Regions from separate parts of the Mus musculus genome. Here region 2 is linked to region 1. Evidence: chromatin loops called from intact Hi-C (ENCODE). Cell type or tissue: heart. All regions are shown on one strand. Each heading gives the region's core, and the rest is flanking DNA. Links, peaks and the distances in the headings are about the cores only. Region 1 has its middle 11 kb from the start of Gm46770. Region 2 has its middle 14 kb from the start of Thbd.

Region 1 (2,925 bases), core at 315-2,814:
GGAATGTGTTATGAGGCTTATACATCAGCACTTCAGGGCTTTAGACAGCATAGGTTTTCTATAGTTCTAAGTTTGACCTATTAGATTTAAAAGGCCCATTGGAGGGCCCTATTGATTTTTCATTTCTGAGGTTACAAATGACCACAAACACAGTGGCTTAACACATTAGCGTCTAACTGATGTGACCTGACTCACAGGCAGCATTCAGAAACCCAACGCTGCTCATACCGTGCTAAGTCCAAACCCAACGCTGCTCATACCGTGCTAAGTCCAGGGACTTCTCTGCAGGACTTCTCTGCTCTGCAAGTTCTAGGAGCAACTGAGCAATCTGCCTCGAGTTCCAAGTCTGGGCACCCTCATCTCTTCAAAGGCAGAGCCATTGCCCCTACCCTTTTGTCCCCTCTGTCACTGTTAAGGCCTCTTGTGATCATGTTGGTCTGATCTAGATAAGAAGGACACAACCGTGTCCCAGCATAACATGGTTATAATTGTTTTCTTTGCCATTAGCTATTGTTGTCAATCTCTTTCTCTGCCTAAATTATAAATTAAACTTCATCACAGATGTGTCTGTATAGCAAAACATATCAGATCTAGCATTTGGCACAACCCCTAGTCTTTGGCATCAGCTGAGGGCTGTGGACTGTGTCCTCTGTGGATAAGGAAGGACTAGTGGGTAGCATGCTTCAAAGGAATCATTGGAAGTAATAAACTAATATAGACTGTTTTAATCAGTTTACATGAAACTGCCCAAGTGCTGAGCAAAGAGGAAACGAAAGTCTACTTAGATTTGCATGTATTTTCCAAAATGTACAAACAATAATTTGTAAGTCAAATTTAATATTTATGAGGAAATTGAGGCTTCAATTTTTTTACATATTTAATAAATGAGATGTTAGCATGAAATATCTTTGCTCCTTGGACACAGGAGTTACTGATAGAGCTCCTCCCCAAAGCCTCTTTCAGGATCTACTCCATACTTCCTTTGTAGGGCTGCTGGTGGCTCAAAGCCTTCCAGAGATTGATCTGAGTCTATAAGACCTGTAGGCCCAGGGACCCCTTAGAAGTGGGACAGCCCACTATAAGGTCACAACACGTAGAACAGGCTTTCCATCCTCATAGAGTCAGATGCAGCTGACTCTGGGGAGCGTATTGTTGACCGTGTCTTTTGTAGTTCCTGTTTGTAAAGCTCCTCTTGGGTTTGACTTCCTGGCAGAGAAGCAGGAAAGTCCATGGAGGTCAGTTTCACAGAAGCTCAGGTGAAAGAGTTAATTTCCCTAGGTGACCCACTTTCTGTCTCAAAATGGAGCCTCCTGGGTGGACGTGTCACTTTGTTAATGCATTCTAGTCACATTTGTTACCTGTGACATTTCCACTAATAGTTATATGGAAGCAGCTTTCACTGTTTCTCAGGATTCATATTTTCATATACCAAACAAAAACAGTTATGGGTGGTTTTCCCTTAATGACTTAGAGTTTCATTTATTCATTTGGTGATGGTTAACCCAGTGCCTTGTGCATATGCTATACCACCAAACTACACTACCTGCCATATTGATTTAGAAATACAAGTTGGTACTTTAATTATCTGTTTCTTGACTTTCAAAGTATTAGCAGATTTTATAAAATGTTGTGGAACTTACAGGAGAAGGTTAGGGTGTTAGGTAATCTCTCTTAGATTTATTTATGTATTTATTATCTCTATAGCTGTGTCCATAATTATGTGTGTCCAGCACATTTTAGCAATGCTCTCGGCAGCCAGCAGAGGGTGTCAGATCCTCTGGAACAGTGGTCTTCACCTTCCTAATGCTATAGCCTTTAATACATTTCCTTATGTTGTGGTGAATCCCCAGCCATAAAACTATTTTGCTGCTACTTCATAACTGTAATTTTGCTATTGTTATGGCTTGTGATATAAATATATGATATGCAGGATATCTGATATATGACTCTTGTAAAAAGGTCCTTTGACACCCCCCCCCCCCCACACACACACACATACACAAAGCGGTCATGACCCACAGTTTGCTTTAAAATTAGATTTACAGATGGTTGGGAGCTGACATGTGGTTGCTGGAAATCAAAGTTGGGTTCTCTGAAAGAGCAATCAGTTCTTTTAACCACTGAGCTATTTCTCTAGCCCAGTTTCTTAGGTTCTTATATGTGGCATGACGTCAATTGGAAAATATTTTTGCTTAGGTTGTTTGTATCTGTATTCATAGGCAGTGATTTGTTATTGTTTCTTCTCTCATTAACCATGTACAGTTGTTTTATAAAAACTTTTTGGGGTTTTTCTGTTATCTGAAGTATGCTGGCCAGTCTAGTGGCCAACTGCCATATGTGGGTGGCTATTAAGCTTGTCAAGTGCTATTAGTGAGTACTAAGGCATTGGAACACACTGGATTTTGAAGACTTTGTACAAAACATAAGAATATTAAAATATCTCAGCAATTTGTATCTAAGAATGGTAATATTTGGAGTATATAAAACCAGATAAGATTTATTATAATGTTAGAATCTAAATATATGCATGTATTGTCAACAGGAAGCAACTCTACTCTTCATAGTATGTCTTAATATTACTGCACTGGAAGTAGAAAAGGACCAGAGGGGAGAAGGAGTAAAGGCTAATGTGGAGAGGGCTGTTTCTTCGGGGAACTGGCCCACGCCTGCATACATGTTTGTATTTCAGGCCTGGTTATTAGGAAGATGAACATGGTGAGAGTTGTCTCCATACAAGTGGAAAGCCCCTCCAGGGCCTTCTCCTCAGGCTTCCAACCAGTGCTTGGAGGAGACCCAGACCACCAACTGTAAGAAAACAGGAGGAATCAGTACAGTGCCCAGCACAGGGCAGCTTACTCTCCAGGACAGGCTCGACATGGCACGCACACCAACTGGGTCTGTAGGACTCTTGCAGTGTGAAAGGAG
Region 2 (2,925 bases), core at 207-2,706, 150 kb after region 1:
CAGCGCAGTCAGTATCCCACTGTAGTGGCAGAATCTAATGGGAATTTCTTCATGTACCCTCACAAGAAGGCCAGAGATTGGCAGAGCATAACTGCTTGTGAATTCTGAATACCCCAGCATCCAAAGTCAGCCCTTTCTCTTCCTTGCATCCTGCTATGACTTTCAACTTCATGACATCAGTGCTTGTTCTACTTCTCTTTCTGTTAAAATTCTAAAATTTCATTTATCTTCACTTAAACGTATGTATATTTCTACTATCACATTAGGAAAGGGCTTGGAATAACTTTGCCCAAGGACAGAAACTGTGGTTATAAAGGCCAAAGAAAGAGAGAGCCAAACCCACAAGGTAAAAGCCCAGAAGGGGGAGAGAGGTTGGGTGATAAGGATGGGATAGGAACCTTGGAAACCATTCACTGATGCCTTGTACTATAAGATTATGTTCCTCAAACTTGTTCCTCAAAATCCACTGGAAGGCTGAGAATAACTAACCCCAGAGTTTTTTATTCAGTTGGGTTGGAACTCAGGAATTGTTTTTTTTTTTTTTTTCCTTCTTCTTCAGACAAGTTCCCAGTGGAATGAAATAGAGAAGATACAACTGGTTGTCTTGATTCATTCTGAGAGAGAACATCAATAATCTGATGGGAACCAAAGGCAAGACCTAGTTCCTGTGCAGGATGCTCACTGAGGTCACTGGGTTAAGGAGTTGGCTCCTTCTCTAACATAACCCTTCCAGGGGAGTATATGCAGCAAGTCTCCCAAACACCCTCCCCTCTTCGGCAAGCATACTCTGATATAAAAGGCAAGGGGTGAAGGCAAATATTCTGCGTTTCTAATAAGTCTAAGTGAAATGGAAAGGGCCAATCTGAGATGACATTATTAATGAGCAAGGAATATAGATTATACCTTCTTGGTAGACTCTTCTATTCCTTAGCCTGTGCCATAGCAGGCCATCAGCTTTTCAATGCTAGCTGCCTTTTATTCTTCCAAGAACCCTGATACATTCAGCATTCCAGGGAAGAGTATCTGAACCTTTTTTTTTTTTTTTTTTTTTTTACTTTTGTTGAGCCCTGGGAACTGATGAGTTTCAATGAGATTCTCAGCTCTTTAGAAAGATGCTGGATCAGCGATGGAGTATAAGAAACAGGAGGAAAAATGGGAACCCAAATATTTTGTTTGCAAGGAAGGACCAATTAATTCCTAATGAAATACAGTCTTTAGACAGGAAGATGAAATACAAAAGTGATGTTTAGGCTTAAGACGACAGATAACAAACAGCAGGATGAAAAAATCAAACATTACAGTGTCTCTAGAGTATTTCAAGTTCTGGGTTTACTAATTTTTCAGCTGTTTGTGTTTATCCTACTTGCAGTGGAACCAGCTGGATTTGGAGATTTGCATCATGGCTGGTGTTACCAAAATTATCTTTTGCAGCTGTTGGCTCAGTAGCTCTTCAGTGGCCAGCTGGTCATCAGACACAGAAAAATGAATGCTTGCTCTGAGGAGAAACTAGACAGATAAGTTCCCATCCCACCACCCCACTTCTGGAAGACCCTATAAAGGGCTAAGCTACATTTTTATGATTGTTTCAAAAGTTGCTTCCAAAGAGAACAAAACCACACAGAGGAGCTTTTGCTGGTGCCTCTGTGGGATCTGGCATCATTTAAGATACTCCATTTAAGTATCTGTAGTGATGTTGGTGTGGGTTTGATATTTTTTCACCTTTCCCTTCACCTTGAAACCCATGGTGGGTGGGCTGGTTCTGGGTGCAGGTGAGTGGGTCTGGATCTCTCCCAGTGAGGAACATTCTTCTGCTTTTTCCAAAGAGAGAGATTCTTAGTCATCCACAGGCCTGTGGGTGACAATAAGATTCCTAAATGATGAACTCAAGTGTTGGGCATTTCTGACCCCAGAACAACACTACCCACTCCCCCTCCCACACACCTGTCATTTCCTGTACTCGAAGTCTTCACTCCTAGAGGTATCACACATGTCACAGCCACACACTGAGGTTGCTAATCTGCAGTCCCTAGTCTTGACTGAGCCAGATGAATATATGTTGTCAATGTGTATTAGCTTCTGCCAGATGCTGAAAGAACCCAGTTCAAATCTACTCAGTTAATGACTTGGCTGGACAGAAAGCTCAAATATTGATTGTTCCCAAAAGACTGTGTTGGGACTTTTAATTACAAGGCAGCAGACATTCAGTTGGATGGGATGTAGCTAGTGTTACCTTCTTCATGATACCAAAGCAGGGTTGTCTGGTTACAGCAGAGATGGGAGGGTCCAAACATCCTGAAAGAGTGATTCTGACTTTTTATGGAAAAACTCATCCATCTCTATTCTAGGATGTCTCCAGAATTCCTCCAGGTCTCTGGGCCCTATAGAGCTCTGTCACTGCCTTGCCTTCTCTACGTTAAGTCAAGGCAAAGTGTGACACAGCAGCCAAATAGTAACCTTAGAATGGTAACACAGACAGGCTGGGCAGCTTCTACACAGCCTGAACCCGTGGAGTTAAAAAATCTGTCCTTTTGTAAAATGTATGATGGGAGAATCAGAATCAATAGTGCAGGATGAGGTACCAGGATGCAGAACTCAGACCTTCTTAAGTCCCAAGAGCAGCTGCTTCCTGAAGCTCATTGTGGAGCAGAGTTAGAAATTCATTAAAATAGTTCCTGTTTGCACAGGACTGCAAAATTTAGACTGTATATTAATAACTAAAATACTTGGATGTCACTAGTTTTCATTCTCTGAAGTATTTAGTATTCCTAAAAACTGAAACCATTACTTAGGAAATTTATGCTTTTATAACAAAAATCAAAAACACAGAAAACTGAACAGTGTTCTTAGGCTTTAACTCAGAGACAACTTAACTGCTCCATGCAGATTTGTCTAAATTAGATAAAGTTAATTCCAGAACTGTCCATC

The links. A loop is a pair of places that touch in the nucleus more often than their neighbours do. Peaks named below come from ENCODE experiments on the same cell type or tissue, not always from the same donor. Only the 100,000 strongest peaks of a DNase experiment are listed, where the experiment ranks them.
Region 2: it touches region 1 in a loop (3.0-fold over the local background); 3 of 42 quality-filtered maps call a loop at or near these places.

What each region holds. Positions count from the first base shown.
Region 1 is chr2:148,571,194-148,574,118 of GRCm38, reverse strand. No RefSeq gene overlaps it. Among named protein-coding and RNA genes, the nearest start is that of Gm46770, 11 kb to the right of the region's middle. In heart, for the core only: a CTCF peak has its summit at 1,757 (motif pointing right); a DNase peak (open chromatin) is centred at 1,748.
Region 2 is chr2:148,420,343-148,423,267 of GRCm38, reverse strand. No RefSeq gene overlaps it. Among named protein-coding and RNA genes, the nearest start is that of Thbd, 14 kb to the right of the region's middle. In heart, for the core only: no CTCF peak of the experiment used is centred there; a DNase peak (open chromatin) is centred at 1,447.